Linked DNA regions of Mus musculus: regions 1 and 2 are each linked to region 3. The links are chromatin loops, found by intact Hi-C in ENCODE. Cell type or tissue: heart. All regions are shown on one strand.

Evidence for each region. Hi-C counts contacts between places; a loop is a spot of excess contacts. Peaks named below come from ENCODE experiments on the same cell type or tissue, not always from the same donor. Only the 100,000 strongest peaks of a DNase experiment are listed, where the experiment ranks them.
Region 1: it touches region 3 in a loop (3-fold over the local background); 28 of 42 quality-filtered maps call a loop at or near these places.
Region 2: a loop joins it to region 3, with 4 times the contacts of the local background. A loop is called at or near these places in 10 of 42 quality-filtered maps.

The regions. Positions count from the first base shown.
Region 1 is chr12:17,362,831-17,370,830 of GRCm38, forward strand. Nol10 (nucleolar protein 10) reads left to right here. Exons shown (of 21, transcript NM_001008421.1): 10 at 5,479-5,557; 11 at 6,636-6,785. Among named protein-coding and RNA genes, the nearest start is that of Mir3066, 11 kb to the left of the region's middle. In heart, a CTCF peak has its summit at 4,322; a DNase peak (open chromatin) is centred at 4,341.
Region 2 is chr12:17,436,866-17,444,865 of GRCm38, forward strand. Gm36752 (a long non-coding RNA gene) reads left to right here. Exons shown (of 3, transcript XR_381308.3): 2 at 6,691-6,845. Among named protein-coding and RNA genes, the nearest start is that of Gm36752, 4.3 kb to the left of the region's middle. In heart, no CTCF peak of the experiment used is centred here; DNase peaks (open chromatin) are centred at 3,556, 4,776 and 7,746; H3K27ac peaks cover 1,273 bases.
Region 3 is chr12:17,540,545-17,548,544 of GRCm38, forward strand. It overlaps Odc1 (ornithine decarboxylase, structural 1), which reads left to right and starts at 4,329. Exons shown (of 12, transcript NM_013614.2): 1 at 4,329-4,624; 2 at 6,552-6,649; 3 at 6,739-6,856; 4 at 7,089-7,262; 5 at 7,406-7,578; 6 at 7,765-7,899. The coding sequence starts at 6,755. It overlaps Gm22748 (a small nucleolar RNA gene), which reads left to right and starts at 5,602; the gene lies at 5,602-5,737. In heart, a CTCF peak has its summit at 4,050; a DNase peak (open chromatin) is centred at 4,217; H3K4me3 peaks cover 3,246 bases; H3K27ac peaks cover 2,524 bases.

The DNA of each region.
Region 1 (8,000 bases), 180 kb before region 3:
AAGCCAGGGAGATTCCTTCTCTCCAGTACTTCTCAGAGCAGCGTGGGATTTTAGTTTTCATTCCCCCAGGATTGGTGACTGGGCAGGCGTGTGCTTTGAATGCTATGTTGAAGGAAGCAAAGGGTGACGTTTTCTTTTTTTTTCTTGTTCTTATTGGTCTACACTTAAACATTTAGAGAGTAATACATACTTGGAGAGGAAAAACATGTGACACAGGTAGCAGCTTGAGTCAAGTAAGAACGAGTCTTTGTCATCCACTCACCAGCATGGGCTGGCACAGGTTGGCACCCCTGCCCAGGTGCTGGCTGTAGGCAGACCACCCTCAGGCAGGCCTTTGCTCCAGGCTTATCTGTTCAGAAAAGCCTTTCTCTGGGCACTGCTTCTCCAGCACATCCCGTGTACTTCAGGGAGAGTTTATATACTTCATGTTGGAGGGTAAAGCGTCTGATGGTAACAGGCTGCAATGACACTAAGGACCCTAAAATTTAGTGCATGATTTCCTTTAGGGTAGGAACTCATAACTCCTTTGAAAAGATGTTTACATGGACCATCTTTGATTAAAAATAATAAAGAATGGCTCAGCTGCTGCAGCTCAGTAGGAGAGTGCCTGTGGAGTATGCAAGGCTGCAGGGTCAACCTTCACTATTACAGGAGCAGCAAGCCAGTGTATAACGAACTAATGATACCTCTTTCTAATACATAAATCTTACTCTGTATTAAGAAGTAAACTTGCGTGTTTGTTTTAAACTGCTACATTTAAAGTGACAATAGAGACATTCATTTTTCTTGATTGCTTTGGGGTTTATTTTAAAATGATAATCAACTTCACTAATCATGGCATGGTGTAGAGGATATTAAGAAACTTTAAGCTAGGAAGTTCACTTCCACATAGAATAAACTAATGCAAAAAATGCATATTAAAGGTTTTTTGTTTTTGTATAAGGTGTGCGCCTGTGCATGGGTGCAGATGCCTAAAAAGGCCAGAGGGGGCCACTGCATCCCCTAGAAGCAGAGCTTGAGTTACAGGCAGTTGTGAGCAGCTTGTGTGGGTGCTGGGAACCTAATTCTGCTCCCCTCAGAGCAGTTTGTGCTTTCCCTCAGAGCCAGCTCTTCAGTTGCCACATTGTTTTAACCCATCAGTGTTAAAAAAGAAATCAGGAAATATACTAAGAACAAAATACTAAAGTTACTCATTCTAATTTTCTCTCACTCTTAAGCATTGATTTGTCTTTGAATTATGTCAAGATGTGTGCTCTGAGTTCCGTGTGCCCTTAGCATCACAACCTGACTTTGTTTCTCTTTGTTGTTGTTGTTTCTTGTTTTTCTCTTATGAAATAGTCTCACTCCAGCACTGCCTGGCATAGAACTCTGTATACACTGTGCTGGCCTCAAATCACAGAGATCCACCTACCTCTGCCTCCTGATGCTTGGATCAAAGTTGTGTGCCTAATGACTTGAGTTCAGTCTCTGGATCCCCCAGAGGTGGAAAGAAAGAACCAGTTTCACAGAGTTGTCCTCTGACCTCTGGGTACATCCCTGCGTGTGTTCGCCCAATCCTCCTTTTGTTTTTAAGATTTATTTATTTATTTATTTAATGAATGTATGGGAGTACACTGTAGCTGTCTTCAGCCACACCAGAAGAGGGCATCTGATCCCATTACAAATGGTTGTGAGCCACCATGTGGTTGCTGGGAATTGAACTCAGTACCTCTGGAAGAGCAGTCTGTGCTCTTAACTGCTGAAACATCTCTCCAGCCCGCTTTGTTTTGTTTTAAAGCAAACAGATGTGTAGTAGTCACTGATAATACATCTCAAGGCTATTTCCAGCATAAGTGCAGTGACTATAGGAGATGGGATACTACACAGTATTAAGGACAAGGATGGAAAAAGGCCATCTTCACTTTGGTCTTTAGAAGTAATGGGAGTACTGTTTTTTTCTGTTTATGATTTTTTGAGACAGTGTTTCTGTGTATCCCTGGCTGTCCTTGAACTCACTGTGTAGACCAGACTGGCCTTGAGCTGGGAGATTGCCCTCTTCTGTCTGTGCTGGGATTAAAAGTGTGCTCCTCATTTGTATATGGTTGAAATATTGGAATTTGGGGTTTTTTTTTTTAATGAAAATTGATTCACATTTTGTACTGATTTTTTTGTTGTTGTTGTTGTTCTTTAGAGGTAAGGAATTTTCAGCTGTTGTGATAAAATATTTTGAAAATAATTATATTTAGTATAACAAAAGACACTAAGCAGTATCCGAAACAGAAAGAATAGCAGAGACCCACCTGCTGTGTAGCAGAATTTGGCCAACCAGAGCCTCTGGGAACATATCCAATGTTTGTAGTTCAGTGGTTATTTCCCAAGCATCTAGAACTGAGTTTTTGGGTTCCTGCTAAATTGTTTTACAGAAAACCTAATATAAATATAAGCATCTACCACCTTATTGAGTGGCCACTGTCTCCTTGTCCTCAGCTGAGGCTCCTCCCCAGCATGTCCTCACCATTCTTTCCTTTTCCTCCTCCTCCTTTTCTTCTTCTTTCTCTTCTTCCTCCTTCTCTCCCTCTTCCTCCTTTCTTTTCAGTTTATTACATTTGTTTGATTGACTGATTTTGCACGGGCAGGGCACACCCATGCATGTAGAGGTCAGAGCACAGCTTTGAAGTGAGTCTTCTTCCCTTCTCCCTGTGGGTCCAGTTGTCAGGCTTGGGAGCAGGTGCCCCATGGTTGGCTTCACTGAGCCCTCTGTCTAGCTACTGTTAGTTCTTGAGCTAGGCTCTCCCCCGTCCATGTGGGCTGTTAACTCCTGGGTCTGAGGGAGTCTCCTGGGTATCTGGTATATAGTAGACACACAGACACCTCTCCCGATTTATTGTTATTAGAAAGAACAGAGGTAGCAGTTAACTAGAGCTACCTGACTGCTTCACAGGTAGTGATTTTTTTTCTCTTTTTATATTAAAACATAAGTGTCAGGCTGCCTTCAGACTTCCTGCGTGGCTGAGAATGGCCTTGCACTCCTAATGCTTTTCCTCCCAAATGCTGGGACTGATTGCAGCACCCTACCCCTACCTTAGTACTGGATGTTTATTTACCAGAGACTTTGGTGAGCTCTTTATGTACAGAAAGTGACGTCTTGTTAGGTACTTTAATTGTATGTGTTTTATGAAAGAAAACTCTCCATCAATGACATACTCATTGTTCAGCTTTTGAGAATTTTGTTTCAGAAGTATGTTAGTGTAGGGAAGGGTATATAAATACCCATTTTTAGATATATACCTTTCAGTGAGAAAGAAAAACATACAGTTGTCATAGAGTTTTATTAAATTCTTATAACATTTTTTTTGTTTTGTTTTTGTTTTTCGAGTCAGGGTTTCTCTGTATAGCCCTGGCTGTCCTGGAACTCACTCTGTAGACCAGGCTGGCCTCGAACTCAGAAATCCGCCTGCCTCTGCCTCCCGAGTGCTGGGATTAAAGGTGTGCACCACCACGCCCGGCTCTTATAACATTTTTATAAAAGGACAATGACCATGACCATATGTGTTTATTGTCATCAGAAGAACATCCAGAGGCATAAGAAAATGTTAAAGATTGCTGGTTTTTCTTCTGCTGATTTTTTCAAGTGATCTTATTGTATTGTATTGTATTTTTTAAAGATTTATTTATTTTTAATTACGTATGTCTGTTTGTGTCTGCACATAAGTACAGTACCCATGAAACCCAGAAGAGCGGGTTGGGTCCTCGGGAACTAGAGTTATGGATGGGTTCTTGGAATCAAACCCTGGTCCTCTAAAGAGCAGCCAGTGTTTTTAACCTCTGAGCCATCTCCCTAGCCCCTGTATTTTTCTTTTTAATTTAGCTTTATGCTTTTCCTACAAACCTTGTAGCTTGTCACTTGTGTTATTTAGTAAATTTAGTAATTTTAGTAAAGCTAGAAGTACTGGATAGAGCAGGCTGTCTTTCTTTTCCATGATTGACTGTCTGCCTGAGAAAGTCAGCAGACTTGCCTGGAAGCCAGGGAGAATTAATAGGAGAGTTACAGGAGCTGGTTAGGAAATGAATGTGCAGAAGTCAGTGAATTTGGTATCTTAGCAATTCCCCAGAAGGAGGAGGAGGAGGTGGCAGAAAAGTTCTCATAACATAAACTACAATTATTGAAGGAGTCATTAACCTGTCTGAAGAAAGTGATAAAATTGCCTTATGAAATAAGCCTGGGAGGAGTAGGAAGATAATTCTGTATGAACAGGTATTCTGAAGTTCATTTTGAAGAGTAGGTGATGGAGTCTGAGGAGCAGCAGCCTCCTCTCCAGCCGCTGCTCAGTGCAGCACCAGGCTAAGGCTGTAGGTGGCAGGAGAGGCTTGCTAGTGCTCCGGGCATGGTCTGGCCTTGAAGGGCTGGGTGCAGAGCTGGTTTCTACTTGTTGTTGCGGGACATGATCTCACTGTGTAGTGTACCTCAGCCTCCTGAGTGCAGGGATTGCAGGCAGGCATCAGCACAGCCAGCTCTGGTCTACTTCTGACCTAATCTCTTTTTTCTACCTTAATGTTTTGGCGCTCGTGTCTGTAGCTGGTGCATGAGAAGCACGTATAGAATTGTAGCCGTACCTTTTGTTCTTCAGTACCATCGAGATTTAGGTCTTAGGCTTTTATTTTAGATGAATGAGGTTGATCTATTTTATTTTTAAAACGATTTGAAATTTTGAATATGTGTGTGTGCCCATGAGTGCAGGTGCCTGCAGAGAGCAAAGGTGTCAGATCTCCTGAGCTGGAGTTATAGGTAGTTGTGAGCCACCTGACTTGGATGCTGGCTGGAATTCAAATTTGAGTTCGTTGCAGAAGCAGTGCATGTTGTTAACAACTGAGCTCTCTCTCCTGCCTTGGTGAAGTTGGTTTTACATCAGAAGTAAGCATACCCACCCATATCCCAAGATAAATTGTTTCTCTGAGAATGATAGGGATGTTTGAGGGCTGGGAAGATGGCTCATTCAATAAAGTGCTAGCTGTGAAAGACATGACTTAGTTTAGATCCCCAGCATCCATATAAACCAGTCACTAATCTCAGATCTGGAGAGATGGAGACAGGAAGGTCCCTGGGAGTCCCTGACCAGCAAACTCCAGAATCACTGAACATTCTATTCCAAAGCACACATGGATCGCAGATATCTGATGTTGACCCCTGGTGCCCCTGCACACACACGGACACACACACACACACACACACACACACACACACACACACACACGGACACACACACACACACGGACACACAGAGGGAGAGAGAGAGAGAGAGAGAAAGATATCCTGGAGAAGTTTCTGAAAACAGTGTTCTATTATCTGAATAGAATGGAAGATGAAGGTGGGTTATGGGATTACATTTGTATGGGAAATGTCTTTTTTATTATGAAAGTTTGGATAGAGTTATAAACAAATAGCTGGTAACATGATTTTCCTTGTTAGATTTGAAGTGAGGACAAACACTTGCTTTTCAGGATAAACAGCTTACCCACCATCTCTGCATTGAAGTTTAATGGAGCCTTGAGCATGGCAGTTGGAACATCCACAGGGCAGGTAAATGTCACATGTGAGCATGTGAGCCAGTATTTTGGATGTGTATTGGAAGGCACTTGGATAGTGAGTGAGGCCGGAGTGGAGAGGTGCTCCAGACTACTAGGTCCTTTTAGCACCTCGGAAGATCGGTCTAGTCCTTTGATGTTAGAGTTGAATCGAGGTAGTCTTCAGACATTCCTGATAGGGGTTTGGAACAGTATTTTTTAGAGTGTGTGGCCCAAATTTGGGATTCTAACAGCTTTCTACTCTTGGAGAGTCACAGTGGATTTAAGTACATATTTTGAAGACCCTGGGAATCCTGCAAGTAAGAATTGTGTTCACTAAATATTTCCAAGATGTGTGCATGCAAAGAGCCTTTTTTTTTCTTTTTCTTTTGAGACGGTCTTGACATACAATGCTAGCTGGCCTAGAATTCTGTGTAGAAGAGGCTGGCCTTGAACTCACAGAGATCTGCCTGTCTCTGCCTCCCAAAGGCATGTGCCACAATGCTTACTCAAGGTCACTTGTTGCAGCAGCACCTGCTGTGTCCTAGGCCACAGATTTGCTAATTAATTAGCAAGCAAAACATTCTTATGAATATCTGTCCCTTTCTTAGTATAGATCAGTAATTATCAAATTAGTGGATCTAAAAACTACTCCCAGGGTTAAAGTCATAAAACTTCCAAGAGCTGACTTTAGTGTTAGGCTCTGACTAAGTGTGTTTGTCATGTTCATAGAAGGTTATGAAATAGGTGGCAGTCATTATTCCAACTTTTTTGTTTTTTGTTTTTCTTCATGTGTATGTTTGTGTATGAGGAGGGGAGGGGTCTCTTATACCCCATGATGGCTTCATACTTGATATGTAGCCAAGAATGACTTTGAATTCCTGATTTTCTTGCCTCCATAATCCCAAGTGCTGAGACTACTGGCATGTGCCACCATGGCTGGTTTTGCTGGGCTGGGGAATGGACTTGGGGCTTTGTGGGTACTGGGTCAGTACTCTAGTAGCTGAGCTGCCTCCCCAGTTCCCATTACTCTGAGTATTAAATGTGTAGTTTGGAAATGGCTTGTTTGACTAGAATTAACTTTTCTCTTCTAGGTGTTGTTATATGATCTTCGCTCGGATAAGCCGTTGCTAGTTAAGGATCACCAGTATGGGCTGCCGATTAAGTCAGTTCATTTCCAGGATTCCCTAGATTTGGTTTTGTCTGCAGACTCTAGAATTGTCAAAATGTGGAACAAGGACTCCGTACGTACTTTCTGCTGCAGTTGCTCTCTGTTTTCCTTGCCTGTTCCCAGTGCTTCTTTTTTTCTGTGTGCTTTGGCAGCTCCTGTGGGTCCTTGAGAAGGGGGTGCTGAGCAGCCATCTGGGAACCAGCATATCAGTCACTTTAGGTCAGGGTGTGTCTGTGCTGGGGCAAAGCTGACCTGCGCTGGCTTCAGTTACGGAGCATCCTGATTTACGTGCACTTGTGCATGAGGAGGGCTTGGACTCGGGTCATCAGGCTGGTGGTTAGGGCTTTTATCCCCTGAGCCTAGTTGCCAGGCCCCTGGCACACATTTTATTGGACACGTGTTAGATGGAGAGAAAGTCACTGTGAAATAGAATCTGCCTCTGAAGAGCCTTTTGGTCCTGCCCCTACCATCTTGATTTTATTTTATTACTACTGCCTGTGAGAATGGCTATGTGCCATAATGCACATGGAGGTCAGAGGACAACTTGGATATTACTCTTCCACCATGGGTTCCAGGGTTGAATTCAGGTGGCACAGCAAACACTTTGACCTGCTGAGCCAGCTTGCTGGCTCCATCCTGAGACCTTTCAGCTCACTGACTACCCCAGCAGAGTTCTGGGAGCTGCTGATTTTCTTCCATTCTAGAGTCAGTGCATGTCCCAGATTCATACCCTGTCCCCATCTCAAACAAGCAGGGTCTAGAAATAGTAAGGACATAGTAATTTTGTGTATTGGTCAGTCTGTCTGTCTGCCTTTCTCTGGTGGTAATTCTAGGGATTGAACCCAGGTCCTTGTGTGTGCTTAGCCAGTGCTGTACCACTGGGTTACATCCTTAATGTTCTTTGTACTTTTTATTTCAAGAGAGGGCTTCAGTCAGTTACCCAAGTTGACCTTGAACTCACCCTACCCTAGGCAGACCTTCAGCTTGTGATCCTCCTGCCTCAGTCTCCCCAGTTGGTAGTATTACATGCCTGTGCTTCAAGGCCTGGCTAACTTTGTTTCATTTTTTTTCAAGTAGTGTTTTCTTAAGAATATTTTAGTGTTTCCTCCAACTACAAATGTTATTTTAAAAGTACTGTTTGGATTGCTGATTTTAGTCTGCCTTCTGCTTTCACTTCATGTATGTAAAGATTTTTTTTTTAAAGATTTATTTATTTATTTATTTGCTTTCTTTATATGAGTACACTGTAGCTGTCTATAGACACACCAGAAGAGGGATCCCATTACAG
Region 2 (8,000 bases), 100 kb before region 3:
AGGTACCACACCCGTCAGTGGTGGCAGTTAAGAGTCCTCCCAGCCTACCCCTAAGAGTCCTCCCAGCTTATCCCTGTGTTTTAGGCCAAGACTGAAAATATGTGAGAGCAAACAAACTCTAGGTGTCATTTGCCTTCTCTGAGCATTGTTTTCCTCGAATCAAACCTGAAGTGACAGTCCTACATCACAGGGTATCTGGCGAGTGGCCTGCTTATCCTGAGCAGCAAGATGTCAGCCCCCTTCTCCACCTTTCCTCAGGACCCAGGGGAGAGTGTCACGCAGTAAGTTCTTCCTCTACTGAGGCTCATAGAACCTGTCTGTGGATCAGTGAGCATTTGGCCCTGAGGAGCCTGCCCTCTGGCTTCAGCAGTTACCAGCGCAGTGTTTCGGTGTGTCAGTGAAGAAGGTTTGGGAACCAGCGGTAAGACTCAGGAATCAACACTGAATTTAGAAATGAAATTTCAGATTAGAGAACAGCCCTCTGAGCCGGGCGGTGGTGGCTCACACCTTTAATCCCAGCACTTGGGGGGCAGAGACAGGCGGATTTCTGAGTTCGAGGCCAGCCTGGTCTACAGAGTGAGTTCCAGGACAGCCAAGGCTACACAGAGGAAACCCTATCTAAAAAACAAACAAACAAAAGAGAGAGAGAGAGAAGAGAGAGAAGAGAAGAGAGAGAGAGCAGCCCTCTTAATTAGTGACACTGATGAGGATGGTGAGGTCAGGATCAGAGATAAGCAAGGGCTGCTCCTGCCCACGCAGCTCCTGGTGTGGTGTGTAGTGAGATTTTCTTACCTTGTTGCTATGGAATCGATTCTGTGTACCTGAACTTAATGGGGCCTCATAGAGTCCTCCCAAGCCTCAAAAGCTAGACCAAAAGCCTTGACCAAAAGCCAGTCTGGAGCACTCACTATAAGTGGAGCACTCACCACAGCAGAGCACTCACCACAGCAGAGCACTCATCACAAACAGAGCACTCATCACAAGCAGAGTACTCAACTACAGCAGAGCACTCACCACAAGAGGAGCACTCATCACAGAGCACTCATCACAAGCAGAGTACTCAACCACAGCAGAGCACTCACCACAAGAGGAGCACTCATCACAGAGCACTCATCACAAACAGAGTACTCAACCACAGCAGAGCACTCACCACAAGAGGAGCACTCATCACAAACAGAGCACTCATCACAAGCAGAGTACTCAACCACAGCAGAGCACTCACCACAAGAGGAGCACTCATCACAAACAGAGCACTCATCACAAGCAGAGTACTCAACCACAGCAGAGCACTCACCACAAGAGGAGCACTCATCACAAACAGAGCACTCATCACAAGCAGAGTACTCAACCACAGCAGAGCACTCACCACAAGAGGAGCACTCATCACAAACAGAACACTCATCACAAGCAGAGTGCTCACCACAAGCAGAGCACTCACCACAAGAGGAGCACTCATCACAAACAGAGCACTCATCACAAGCAGAGTGCTCACCACAAGCAGAGCACTCACCACAAGAGGAGCACTCATCACAAACAGAGCACTCATCACAAGCAGAGTGCTCACCACAAGCAGGTTTGCTGCTCTGAGCTCACAAAGCACCCAGAGAGACTGCTTACCGTGACTGGAGGACTATGCAGCCAGTAGAGGGGCTTGGGCTCATGTGTGTGGGACTTGGCCACATCTGCTATGCTCACTGAAAGGACGGAGAGCGCCCCAGTATGTCTGTGCCTACAGCACTCCAAGGGACACAGATCTGTGGGTAAATGTCCCCACTGCACCTTGGGAAGATCTAAGTGACACAAAGTGTTGGAGATTCAGAAACTCAGGCTTCACAGGTAAAAGAGAGAGACAGAGTAGATAGAGCTGGAGCCCAGTTGGCTGAGATGCTGCCTGGCACGTCTGTGAGGTGGCTGAATTCCAATGGGGGACAAAGAAATAATTGGCAGATAAATGGCAAAGCCGGGGTTTAAAAGCAGTGAGGCTAATTGGCAAGTCCTGGGGACCGGACAGAGCAATGGCAATAAAGCCCCTTGTGTGGTTAGGACCTACAGAGGAAGTATACTTCAGAGAGAACTGGCTGAGGCCAACACAGAACACTGAGGCTCCCTAACAGAACGTCCTGCAGAGGGAAGAAATAGAAGCAGAAGCAGGAGGCCTGGCCTGGGTGGGACTTCACTGGGGAGGTCAGATGTGGGGAGAGCCCCCTTTATTGGGGCACTAGCTGGTGAAGAGTCTCAAGCCTGGATTGTTCCAGTCCTGTGAGCTTCTCACCATGAAGGGAATGAGAGCAAGACACTTTTTGAAGAGTCACTGAAGACATTTCTGCTGAAAAATTGTGATTTCCCCTCAGGGGTTGGCTTTACAAGTGAAGAGCCATTGCCTTTAATGTAACTAAGCAGAGCTCCCTGTTAAAAGAGGTAAGGAGAGAGGCAGGGAATGTGTGTACCATGAGACTGCTATGGCTTGCACCCACATCTCCTCTGAGTGCCCACAGCCTGGGAGTTCTCAGGGCACATTCAGTGCATAGGGCACCATCCTAGAGTGGTCCACCCCACCCCACCCCTACTCTTTAACATCTTAGCTCCGCTCTTGACAGGCCTAGCTCTTGACTTAACCCTCACTTTAGCCACCCCCAGCAATGGCAGGTTCCCAGAAGAACACTGAGTGCTTGACTCCTGGCCAGGTGATACTAGGTGACCACGGTGATAATGGGCAAAGGCCAGGAGCAGAACATGTATGTCCCCTTCCTGGGGAGCGGAAGCCATCAACCTGCCTGAGTTAGGTGAGGGCTACCAACTATTCAGGCAAGGGTTCCCGGTAACCATGGCGATACCATTGGAAACGCTGCCATGCCATCCTGTGCCCTCACCCGCAGAACCCCAAGGACCGTGATGACCACACACACTCTAGGGCAATGAGCAGGTTTATACCAGGGTTTGCATTTAACTGAGGGGACAGAGGTAGCAGTGGGGTATATCAGAGGAGAAGAGATGGGATGCCCATCTGGATATTATTCTTATCCTTCCTGCCAGGGCCCCAGTCAGGCACATGACATCGGTGGACTTGGAAATATTGATAGAGAATGGAGCTGAGGAAGTGGGACAGTGAGAACGTTCCACAGGGCTTGGGGCAAAAGCTGTTGCTCCTGGTAGGCCTTCAGAGCTAAAGGCGCGTGCAGGGGAATCCCATGGGTGGATCTGTGGGTTTCTAGGCACTTGGGAAAAGAAAGAGGAGGCTGAAGCCCAAGCAAACACAACAGGATCCTCCCGGGGTCTTGATTTCATTGGGAGCAAAGGGAGTGAGCACCCTTTGGGGACTGAGTGGCCTCCAATCTGCTCTATTCTGGTACCGTTTTTAAATTTTAATTAATTAATTAATTGCCCAGAAAGCAAGCTAGGAGACCCCAGGCTTCCTGCCAGCTGCAGCCTTTTCCTGTAGAAGCCCTGGAGGCACTGGGCCCCAGATCTGGAGTGTGGCCGGCTCCTCCCGGATGTATTTGTAGAAGTGCTCGCCAGCACGCCCCATTTGGAAATGTCTTAAGATAGGAAACACAGTTGTCCCCGATGAGCAGGCTAGGTGACAGGGGAGGCTGCAAAACAAAATCATTTCCTCTGAGGATGCCAAGTTGAGGGGGGGAGGTCCTGCCGGTACTGCCTTTGCACATCCTGCAGTAATGACTCAACTTGAATTTCCCTTCTGGCTCTTAAGTGGTTTCCATGCAAAAGGCCAGTGCCCGAAGGAGTCACATCTGCAGGTCCAGGGAGAGCCAGGCAGCAGAGCCAGCCTCCCGCTCCACTGCCATACTCGTCTGTTTGGCACCTGGGCCCAGCTCCACTTCGCACGGTGAATCATGATGAAAACTTGAGAAAGGGTTTATTGGGGTCACTGTTAGGGAAGTCAGTGCATCGTGGAGGGGTACTCCTGAGGCACCAGATCCCATTGCATTTGCAGTCAAGCAGAGAGGTGGACGCTAGCACTCAGCTCTCCTTGTCCTTTGGATTCAGTGCAGGACCCCAGCCAGGGAATAGTGCTGCCCACAGTGTGGGTGCATCTTCCCACCACAACCATCCCATCTAGAAACTCTCTCAGGCATATGCAGAAGTCTCTCTCCTACATTCTAGACTCTCACATTGACAAAATAACCACCATTTGGGGTATGTGTCATACGACCTTTTAAACATTTTTTTAAAAGATTTTTAAAATGTTATATGTATGGGACTGGAGAGATGGCTCAGCACTTAGAGCACTGGCTGCTCTTCCAGAGGACCCAGGTTCTATTATCAGCACCCACATGGCAGCTCACAACTGTCTGTAACTCCAGTTCCAGAGAATCCGACACCATCATGCAGACATAAAGACATATATGCACAAAACCCCAATGCACATGAAATGAAAATAAATCTAAATTTGTGTGTGTGTGTGTGTGTGTGTGTGTGTATGTAAGTATGCATGTGTGCAGGTGCCTGAGGAGGCTAGAAGAGGGTTACTTGCAGTTGTGAGCTGCCCCATGTGGGTAATGAGAACTGAACTTGGGTCCTTCTGGAACACAAGCTCCTTTCACTGCAAAGCCATTGTCTCTAGCCCTTACTTGAACCCTCTTTTAAACATGAAATTCAGTGGCACTAAGTATGTGCCACTGTGTGGCATCTCCACTGTACTCCTCCAAAGCTTCGTTACTGCCCTGCTGACACCCTGTGCCCCTTGACTGCTAATCTGGCCAGCTGCTGTCGACCTTTGCTCTAGTTGCTGACTGTGAAGTTGCCTCATCGCATGGGCTCGTCCAGTCCTGACCTTTTGTGTCTAGCTCATTTCATTTACCATGTGGTGTTCAAGGTTGATCTCCGCGGTAGCATGCTAGCATGCCCCTCTTTCTTGTGACTGAGTAATAATCCTGTTTGCTCGAACACACCACATTCTGCCCATCTGTCCCTTTGTTACTGCAGAGACTGGCTCGATCCCGATCCCTGCTGTTTAGCATGCATTATGCAGCTGTGAACACTGTTCAACTATGTAAGGAGTTACAATGCCCCCCCCATCATTGTAAACAAAGATTTATTTAGTGTGCATGTCTGTGTGTCCATATATAGGTCAGAAGACATCTCCAAGGAGTTGATTCTCTTTTTTCACCTTAGGGGTCCTGGGAATCGATCTCAAGACACACTTGACAGCAAGCCCCTTTACCCACTGAGTCACCTTGTAGGCCCCTCCTGTATCTTTGATTTGCGTTTCCCTGTTGCTGCTCCACCTCTTTCTGGGTGTGTAGAGACCATCAGCAGCCACTCTCCAAGACCTTACCTGCTTTCTAGTTGGGTCCTATTATTTACTTACTTACTTACTTACTTACTTACTTACTTACTTACTTACTTATTTGTGTGTTTCTTTTGTTTTTTCAATGCAGGGTTTCTCTGTCTAGCCCTAGCTGTCCTGGAACTCACGCTGTAGATCAGGCTGGCCTAAAATTCAGAGATCCTCTTGCCTCTGCCTCTCCAGTGACAAGATTAAAGGTGTGTGAGCCATCACTTCCCGGTGGTCCATATTTTTATTATTGTTGTTGCCTTATGGAAGTTGTTAGCATTCCTTCTAGGCTCCACCCCACAGGTACCTGACAACAGTCAGGTATGCCTGACTTAGTATAAAAGGGGCTGCTTGCCCCCTCCTCACTCCTACTCTTTTACCTCTTTGTACCTTCTCTCCCCTTTCTCTCCACGTGTTCATGGCTGGACTCTCCTCCTCTCTCTCTCTTTCTCTCTCTCTCTCTCTCTCTCTGCCTTTCTCTGTCTCTACTCCCTCCTCAATCCCCCCACCTAAATAAACTCTATTCCATAGTATACCTTTCGTATACCTGGGGGTGGGGGAAGGGATGGATCAGCATGGGCCCACCGAAGCACTCCCTTCCACCTCACCATACCACCCTTCTACCAAACATATTCCTTGTTCTTTCTTTCTTTCTTTTTTTTTTTTTATAAAACACAGCAGAAGTTATTTACATACTCTGGACACTGTCCCCTGTTCTGGTATTTAATTTGTACCTGCACATGCATTTATAGCTGCAACAGGAAGTCAGATTTTCGGGAGTGGACTAGAAGGCTTCTTAGCCCCTTTCTGTCTCTAGTGTTTCTTGAAGGAATCCCCAGGGTACCCCATGATCAGTGTTCAGGTTCTTTGTATTTCAGGCAAACCGTCCAACAAGAACAGAGTAGAATCTAAAATGCAGATTTATTAGAGATGGGCATAGAATCAGAGAACGCAGTCCACAGAATGGGAGTGGACTCCAGTGGACAAGTGACTCAAGAGCCCCAGTCTGGGGTCCGGAGTCCGGAGGGTGGACCCTTCTTTGGCTGTTGGAGGTGATGGATTTTCACTGTTTTCTGGAGGAGGGTATTTAATCATTGTAGTGGCCTAGGGTAGTCTGAGTGACAGGTCGTTTGGGAGTCCTTGAGTTAACTTTTTTTGTTTGTTTGTTTGTTTGTTTGTTTGTTTGTTTGTTTTTCGAGACAGGGTTTCTCTGTATAGCCTTGGCTGTCCTGGAACTCACTTTGTAGACCAGGCTGGCCTCGAACTCAGAAATCCGCCTGCCTCTGCCTCCCAAGTGCTGGGATCAAAGGCGTGCGCCGCCACCGCCCGGCTTTGAGTTAACATTTTTATGCCTCATAGCCATGTGTTGCTAGTTCTCTCTTCCTGCCTCACAGGGAAGATAAATTCCCTCAATTCATGGGGTGGCTTGAAGACTAACTTGGGAATGGAAGGGGCAATGTCAGAGTCAAGCCCACCCAACTCTTCTGCATCTATAGTGAGCAACGTCTGCAGTGCAGTATCTGGAAGGACCGGTCCTGGCCGGCTGTATGTAAGTCTGAATTCTTCTCTCATATATTACATGCTAACAGCAACTGGACCTTTACAGAGACAGTCAAATCAAGATTCTGTGATTAAGGTGAACTACAACCCCATGTGCCTGGTATCCCAAAGGAAGTAAAATTTGAATACACACACACACACACACACACACACACACACACACACACACACACACACACACACACACGGAGGACACCGTATAGATGGTAGCAGAAACCAGAACAAGAAATCCATAAGCTCGAGTCATTGAATCACACCGGAGAGAGCTGGGGTAGACCCTTCCTGCTGGCCCGAGAAAGCGCCTGCCCGGAGAGAGCTGGGGTAGACCCTTCCTGCTGGCCCGAGAAAGCGCCTGCCCTGCCACATCAGAGCCCCTGGCTTCTAGCAGCATAATAAGCTGGTGTCCAAGCCATCCATTGTTAGAGACCCATTACAGCAGTGACAGTGGGCCCACCAGCATTCTAGAGACCCTAATCAGAGCACTCTACCCTGTCCACGCCCTTACAGGTCCCTATGGCATTTATTGCTACCCCCCCCCCCCTTGATCCCTCAAGGGTCAAGGGCAGAGAAAGGACTGGTCCTGTGAAGCTGAAGTTCCACCCTGTAAATCGGGCTGAAAAAGAATGTTCTGGAGAGGAGAAATCCAAGGGAGCGAGGCTGTGGGAGCACAAATGGCCCCTGAGGAGTCCAACAAGACTTGCTTGCTGGTGCATAGAGAGGTTGTATCCCGAGGGACTCAGTGTTCATGGTTTGCAGACGTGGCCTGCTGCCTGCCATGCCTCTCTTTCAGGGCCTGAAAGCGAGGTGGGATTATTGCTTCCTTGATGGCGAGGGTTAGGTTTCCTTCCTGTGACCAGCGCTCCTGGCCTAGCGGCTCCCTCCCTGGAAAAAAAGCTTCAGACACGTGTATCCTGGCCATCTGGGGCGAGCGTATTTCCTCTTGATTGTTTAAAGGAAAGTTCACGGGTAAATATGGAAAAAGCCAGCAGAGCCTGGGCAGGTCACCTGAAAGTGGAGCCTGCCTGAGAGTCTGGCGGCCCTGCTGCATCCCTAGCAGGTCCCAGCCCTTTATGCTTGGGGGCCACCTCATAGCAGTGACTACAGTTTCCAGTTTCCACATCCCACCTTTGCAGCAGGAGAGTCC
Region 3 (8,000 bases):
CTCGGATTCTTGTGTCTCCAATTCTAGAAAATACACAATAAGGAGGGAGTTCTTAGCAGCCAGTTGCTCCCACAGAAACCACAGATGCCACTAAAATGAACCTCAGGACAGGGGTTACTTCACTGCCACGTCCTGTGTGGCCACTGACCTGCCCCTGAGCCTGCTGGGCTTGGGAAAGTCCTGTCCCAGTTTCCACTACTGGGCTTGCTGTCTGGTCCCATCCCAGTAAGCTCTACCAGGGCTGGGTAAGGTAGGGTCATGATGTAACTTCACTCTTCATAATAAAAATACCGAGACTTGTACACATGGGTGTCTGATGCTTAGAAGAGATCCTCTGGAGCAATGCCATCACTTCTGATGATGCCACCATTGCTCAGAACAACCTGGAAGCTGCCTTCCCTGCCTTGGGCACATTATTTGGATTATCAGTGGAGGTGGCACACTTTCTGCCTCGGAGGGAGGGTTAGCTCTTTGGAGACACTCAACACAATTTCAGGGCAAGTCTAGCATTGGTGAGTTACAGCAGTGGAACACTATTTTGGGTCAAATATCCAGATGTGACTTGTCTGGTGACTGCTCTCCATTGCCCAGGTATCTTGAGTTGTGCACCTTTAGCAAGGCAGGTGCTAATTTCCTTATGTGGCCTAATATTAGGAATCTCACTTTAGTCTGCTCTCTTCCTTTCTTTCCTTCTTTCCTTCCTTCCTTCCTTCCTTCCTTCCTTCCTTCCTTCCTTCCTTCTTTCTTTCTTTCTTTCTTTCTTTCTTTCTTTCTTTCTTTCTTTCTTTCTTTCTTCCTTCCCTCCCTCTTTCTTTCTTTCTCTTTCTCTCTTTCTCTCTCTCTCTCTCTCTCTCTCTCTCTTTCTTTCTTTCTTTCTTTCTTTCTTTCTTTCTTTCTTTCTTTCTTTCTTTCTTTCTTTCTTTCTTTCTTTCTTTCTTTCTTTCTTTCTTTCCAAGACAGGGTTTCTCAGTGTGAGCAGTCCTGGCTGTACAAAGCCCAGCTTTGTAGACCAGGCCAGCCTTGAACCTGCCTCTGCCTCCCAAGCACTAGGATTGAAGGTGTGTGCTACCATGTCTGGCTAGTCTGTTCTTTTCCTAGAAGACAGATATGACTTTGGATACGGATTCCTCCTCCTCTCTTCCTCTTTTAAGAGTCTATCTTGAAGCCAGGTGTGATGGCCCATGCTTTCAATACCCGCTGAGGCATACTGAGGCATACTCTCTGTGAGTTCCAGGTAGCTTATCTATATAGCAGATTCCTGGCCAGCCACACATACAACAATGAGACCTTATCTAAAACAAACAAGCAAGCAAGCAAACAAACAAACAATGCTTCAGGCTGCACATTTTCGGATGGGTCACGACAGCTAATCTCATCCTTGGGGAAAAAAAGGAGTTGTTAGGAGGGGATGAACCAATGGATGAATGAAAGCCCTGTCTTGACTTTGCCAATACCAAGTAAATGGATTTGTATACAATTGCTGGTTATTCCTTTATGCGATGTAATTCTTTTCCCATAAGGGGCCCTCTTTACATTTGTAACTACCCCATGTACTTGGGAGGTGGAGGCAGTAGCCATTCAAGGCTCTGCTCTGCTACACAGGGACCTGAGCTCCATGAGATGCTGTCTTAAAAAATAAAGTTAGAGCTCTTAGAACTTGGCCCAACCATCACTACTTGTAGACACTGAGCTTGCACCTCCAAGGAGGGGCGTGAGATTCAGGATTTTACCATGGGCAAGTGCTGAGAGTCCCTAAGAAAGTCAGAGACAGCCCCAGAATATAAGACAGTAACTGAGAACACCGCTAATAGCAGCATCTACACTGGTTTCATCCATCCTTCGGTGCCTCTGCACAATCTAGCACAAACACCTCACTGCATGTCAGGATAACATTCTGGACATTGGCATTTTATAAGGTCTCATCGCTTTACTTTGGAGAGACAATGGCAATGGAACTTGGGGCCTCAAATTGCCCCTAGGGAGAAAGGGGCAAGCACTCTTGTGTTGAGTGGTAGCCTAGCCTTTGTTGATTTTCTCTTAAGGAAGATGGGTAGGGAAAGGGAGGAACCGGTGAAAATAATATCAGTAATGCCACTCGTTTGACTAAGCCTGGGTTTAGTCACCACTGGTCTGTCTTCTTGAATGCAGGTTAGTAGTTGAGTCTTATGACTCAAGCTCAGCTGCTTTCAGACCGGCTTTGGGGACCTCTCCATGCTGGAGCCTGTCTACCACCAGCTAGCAGGGCCACTACCCCAGGAAATGGGCCCCTCCTTCCCTACCTTCTGTCCCCACCCTGACAGTCAGCTGGATCATGTACAAGACACCACCTCCCGAGGGTTTGGGCAGGAATTGGAATGTGGGTGGGTTGGTGCCATACATACATAGGCAGTTGTGATAGAGCCAGAGTAGTTTATAATTTGGAATGGTCTCCTGGTCTTCCTGACCAAGACCTGCGCTCTTCTTCCCAGGTAAGGTTTCCAAAACTAAAACACTATGATTATCTCCCATCACAGAGATAAAGATGCTAATTGAACGCTTGGGGCTGTATGTTCTTTGACTGGTCAAAACAGCTAATCTGGTCCTTGGGGAAGAAAAGGGTTGTTAGGAGGGGATCCCATACCCTTCTCCTGCTCTGCATGGTACCTTGTGACTGCTCCAGGATTATATAAAACTAAGGAAGAGCAGGGTGCCCAAGAGAAGAGTGAAATGCCCATCCCATCGTTGTATGGACAGCTTGCTTGATGCTTTTGTGGCTCTTGTTTCTTTCTGCAGAAGCCATGATTCAGGGAGAAGTGAATCACTCGTTCTTTCATTCACTCATTCAACAAATATCTATGGACTATGACCCAGGCTTGGAAGTGTGTACTAAGGTTTTTCCTCCCAGGACTTTGTGGTTGTAAAAGACCCTTGGGTACATGAGACCAAGGCTTGCACAAAACTGCACAACAGTTTGGGAGTGGAGCTGGGTTGTGGATTTTCTCTAGGGACCTCTGGAGAAAAGCCAGTGGGGTTTGTTTGTTTGACTTTGTTTTGTGATAGGGTCTCACTATGTAGCCGTGGTTGGTCTGGAACTCTTTGTAGACTATACTGGTCTCAAACTTAAGAGATTTAGCTGGTCAGAGAAGGAACATACCTTTAATCCCAGCATTCTTGAGGCAGAGGCAGGTAGAGTTCCACTAAAGCCAGGGCTAAACTGAGAGGCCAGGTCTCAAAAACAAACCACCCAAACCAAACAAAAAACAAATAAACAAAAGCCTGCCTCTGCCTGAGTACTGGGATTAAAGGTGTGGGTCATCTGGCCCTGCTCAGGCCCTTGAAAAGCTTCAAGTTTTTTCCTTTGCTGTGATTCAAGTTAGTTTTTTGGTACTGCTATGGTATCTCAACGTCTGGGCTGGGAGAGGGGTTTTAACTGAGAATTAACAAACCATTAACATCGTATACATAGTATACATAGTAACAAATTGTAGTGTTCGTGTGTTTTTCCAATACTGAATATGTAAGTCAGTCCCACTTGTTCTTTAACAATGTAACTTTGGTGGATACAAATTTACTGCCCAGACTCTGTTCGCATTCAGGCTTCTCAAAGTTGTAGCTACCCTGAAAGACAGAATAAGAGAGACAGCTGGTGGCTGTCCACCACCTCTTACCTTGTCCCTAACACGCCTTTCAATACGACCCTTGCTTAGATAGAAGGCGTACTTAGCATGCAACTGATGCCTAACATCTAGTTGGAAGCCACCAACATAACACGGAGTGGCCGGGTCAGCCTCCGCGGGCTTGTCTCTCAGCAAGCTTTCAGGCTTAGGCATACAGGGTCGTGATGCAGGGTCAGTCTGCGCCACCAAGTCTAGTCTATGTGGCCGGCGCACAGCTCACGGCCCATCCATCCTCCGCTTGCATCTGCGATACGCCTGCCCCGCTAGGGAATACCACCCCCTGAATGGAAAGCCGAGGAAGAATTTTGCTAGTCTTCCAGGTCTGGGTTCAGCCGTTAGGACCTGGAGAGGGGGAAGAGATTGTGTGCCTAGGCGGAGAGGTAGGGGGCGAGAGACTGGCGACCAGGTACATGTGCGCATGCACCAGCCGACTCCCGCCCGCTGCCCATAGGGCCCTGCGGCATGCTGGCAGCCAGGACTGGTGATGTGGTGCGCGTGCGCAGGCCTGCCGCAGGGCGTGTCCGACACGAGGCCCGGCGGGGAGCGCGGGGCGTATGGGCGGGTGGGTGGGCACGCGCTGCGCCCCGCCCCACTGACGCGCCCGGCCCGCGTCCCCCGCCTCCGGCGCCGGGACCCGGGTTGGCCGCCACGGAGTCCCCGCCCCTCCCCCGCGCCTCCCGGCCGGAACCGATCGCGGCTGGTTTGAGCTGGTGCGTCTCCATGACGACGTGCTCGGCGTATAAGTAGCGGCGCGTCGCACCGTCGGGCTTTGTCAGTCCCTGCAGCCGCCACCGCCGGCCGCCCTCAGCCAGCAGCTCGGCGCCACCTCCGGTCGGCGTCTGCGGCGGGCTCGACGAGGCGGCTGACGGGGCGGCGGCGGCGGGCGGACGGACGGACGGACGGGCGCTCCTCGGGGTTTGGCGGCGGCGCCTCCATGGGTCAGGCCAGCCGGGCCACCGTGCTGTGAGGTGAGCGGGACGCGGGAGGGATGTGCGGCCACGTGTCGCGAGGCCCGGACTGCGGCCGCCGGCAGGGGACACGTGGCCCGGGACCGGTGACCTTGCGAGCCGCCGCCCTGAAGGCAGCTGCTCCTGGACCTCGGCTGCAAGCCCTCGGATCCCCCCATGGGAGCCCTCTTCGCGTCAGCCGGACTCAGCGCTCCACTTGCCCGGGTGATGATGGAGGGCAAGCCCGCGGCAGGTGCAGGGGAGCGCGGCCGCGAGCAGCGGTCCTGCAGTTAGTTTCCTGCTGCTTTCTTTAGTTTCACTACGTGTACAGAGCAGAGGCGATGACCCGGAGTGGAAGTTGGTAGACCAAATTTAGTCTGGGAGTCACTGCTAATGAATACCCACCAGCTGTGACTTGGAATTAGAACTCCTTGAATGACTTAGTGGTTTAGGGGAAAACGGGTTCCCGGCTGTCCCGGAAACCCTACTCAGAATCCTCAATAACTGGAAAAAGTGTGGGGGGCAGAGCCTGTCAGGAATGTCTGGGAGAGGACAAAGAATGTAGTGGTTTGTTTTATTCAAACCTAAGATCGGGCAGACTTTGACTGATTGGAATTCTTTTCTGTTTTAATTGGCTTATATCTTCCAGAGTTACCTTCTTGTGCTAATTGTCTGACACGATTTAGCTACTTCCCATACCAAAATGTGTTAGTAACATTTTTCTTTCAGATCTTATCTATTATATTATTTAGGCAAAGCTACAGAAAGGCAAAACAGTATCTCAAAGCTTTTCGTGTTTAAACCGGAAGGTTGCCTGGAAAATACTTAAGACCTAAAATTACAAAGTTACTGCCAAAGCCCATTCATCAGTTGTAAATGATATACAACGAGTTGGCTGGCTCTCTTCTCTAGTCTTAACTTAGGAGAGGTTTAGGCAGCTAACGGAAGTTGACATTGCCAAAAGTCTCGTTAAATTAAGGCTTAACATGTTTAACCATGCATGGATTTGGATTTATGGCAGGCTCTTCCCCGTGGGCCTCTCATAGTGTCCCATGCTAGAGCAAATTGTGGCTCCTAACCATTGCCCAGCCTCCGTGCCTGTAGGCTGCAGGCACTGAAGTGGGTCACACAACGGAAAAAAACGAGTTTTACTTGGCCACTTGCTGTTGTCCATTTCATAAGGCCCAGACAGAAGCTTTTATTAAGAGTGGTGACCTTGCTTATTTTTGTTAGTCATAAAGTTGACCAAAAATGCCTTCCATATGGTTATTATCCATAACTAAGTGGATATTAGAAGGCATTTGAGGACAGTCAGGATCCCAGAAGTGCTCATTTTGTTAGGCAATATAGGCTTTGGGATACTGGTGTCTCATAATAGTAACTAACAATATCCTGTTGATTTGAAGAGTTTGGGTTTTTGTTTTGTTTTGTTTTGTTTTGTTTTAATGCTAGTACTGCATGAAAGTTCCTTATGGAAAATTTTGATGGATTGTTCACTGAGTTTGAGTGCTCTAGATAGATGATAATGACTGTATTCACTTAAGATCATTCAGCATAACAAAGTGGGAAGGAATAAGATATTTTCAGGGCTGCATGTAGTTACTGTAATGCCATTTGAAGTTTCTGAAGACCTGGAACGGCTCAGAAATGAAGCCATGTAATACAGTAATATTGCCAGAGTTAATGGGCTGTATGCAGATATGCTTCTGAGACACATTCTGTTTTGGAGAGATGTCCCATATGTATAGAGTTGTGGCATTCAGTTTTGAACAGTGGAATCTGTTTGGGGAGGGTGGTGTCTATTCACCTAGGCCCTGGGATTCCCACCCACAGTTCTTCCTGTACTGGCTACTTTATTTCACCTGTTTACTCTGGTGTATGGTTGCAGCGTGTAACCTTTAATGGTAAGATTCCAAGGGAGATCACATCTTGTGTTTCTATTCACTAGTGTTTCCACCACTCCAAGAAGGCAGCATTCAGAGTTCTTGGCTAAGTCGACCTTGTGAGGAGCTGGTGATAATTTGATTCCATCTCCAGGTTCCCTGTGTAAGTATCGGTTTACTTGTGGATTTGTGCTGGAGCATTGCTACGACTTTGAGTGTGTTCCCGCTCACTTGCGGCTTCCCCTGTTTCAGAAGCACATCGAGAACCATGAGCAGCTTTACTAAGGACGAGTTTGACTGCCACATCCTTGATGAAGGCTTTACTGCTAAGGACATTCTGGACCAAAAAATCAATGAAGTCTCTTCCTCTGTAAGTACGGGAAGCCCACGGAAGGCCGCAACTCTGCTGAGAGCTCCTAGCACCATACATGAGCCTGTCTTGCCAGAGAATCTAGAATGTGACTGTGGACTGTCTAGTGGTTGGTCATGCCATGTCAGTGACTGCTAACAGGGATAGAATTTGATTAAGGAAGGGAAAAGGGTTTTCAGTGTGGCCAGCTGCTGGACAGCTAATGAGGTCCCTGAACCTGTTCTCATTCCAGGACGATAAGGATGCGTTCTATGTTGCGGACCTCGGAGACATTCTAAAGAAGCATCTGAGGTGGCTAAAAGCTCTTCCCCGCGTCACTCCCTTTTACGCAGTCAAGTGTAACGATAGCAGAGCCATAGTGAGCACCCTAGCTGCCATTGGGACAGGATTTGACTGTGCAAGCAAGGTAAGACTGCTCACCCCGCCCCAAGGAGGCATCAGTTGTGTTAATAAGTGTTATTAATAAGCTGAGGTGCACATGACAACTTCATGTGCTTTTGTTTGTCAGACTTGGTCTGTATAGAGCCCAACACTGCTCTTCTCTTTCAGACTGAAATACAGTTGGTGCAGGGGCTTGGGGTGCCTGCAGAGAGGGTTATCTATGCAAATCCTTGTAAACAAGTCTCTCAAATCAAGTATGCTGCCAGTAACGGAGTCCAGATGATGACTTTTGACAGTGAAATTGAATTGATGAAAGTCGCCAGAGCACATCCAAAGGCAAAGTGAGTCTTCTGATAGAGCACAAAAGGCCGGGCCTTGTTGGGCAGACTCATATCTTGGTTCATTTATTTATTCCTATACATAGTAGAACTAGGCTAAACCCTGTGTCAGACAAGCAGCAGCACCTACACGTAGGCTCCTGAGCGGATGAGCATTATAGAGCACTTACACAGTGTACTTCCACCTAGGTTGGTTCTACGGATTGCCACTGATGATTCCAAAGCTGTCTGTCGCCTCAGTGTTAAGTTTGGTGCCACACTCAAAACCAGCAGGCTTCTCTTGGAACGGGCAAAAGAGCTAAATATTGACGTCATTGGTGTGAGGTGAGATCTCAGTGATGTCATTACAGGCTGAGACATGAAATTTTAAGGCCCTTTCTCTTCCTGAGAACTAGTGAAAGACCAGCTTCCTGTTTGTATTTCAG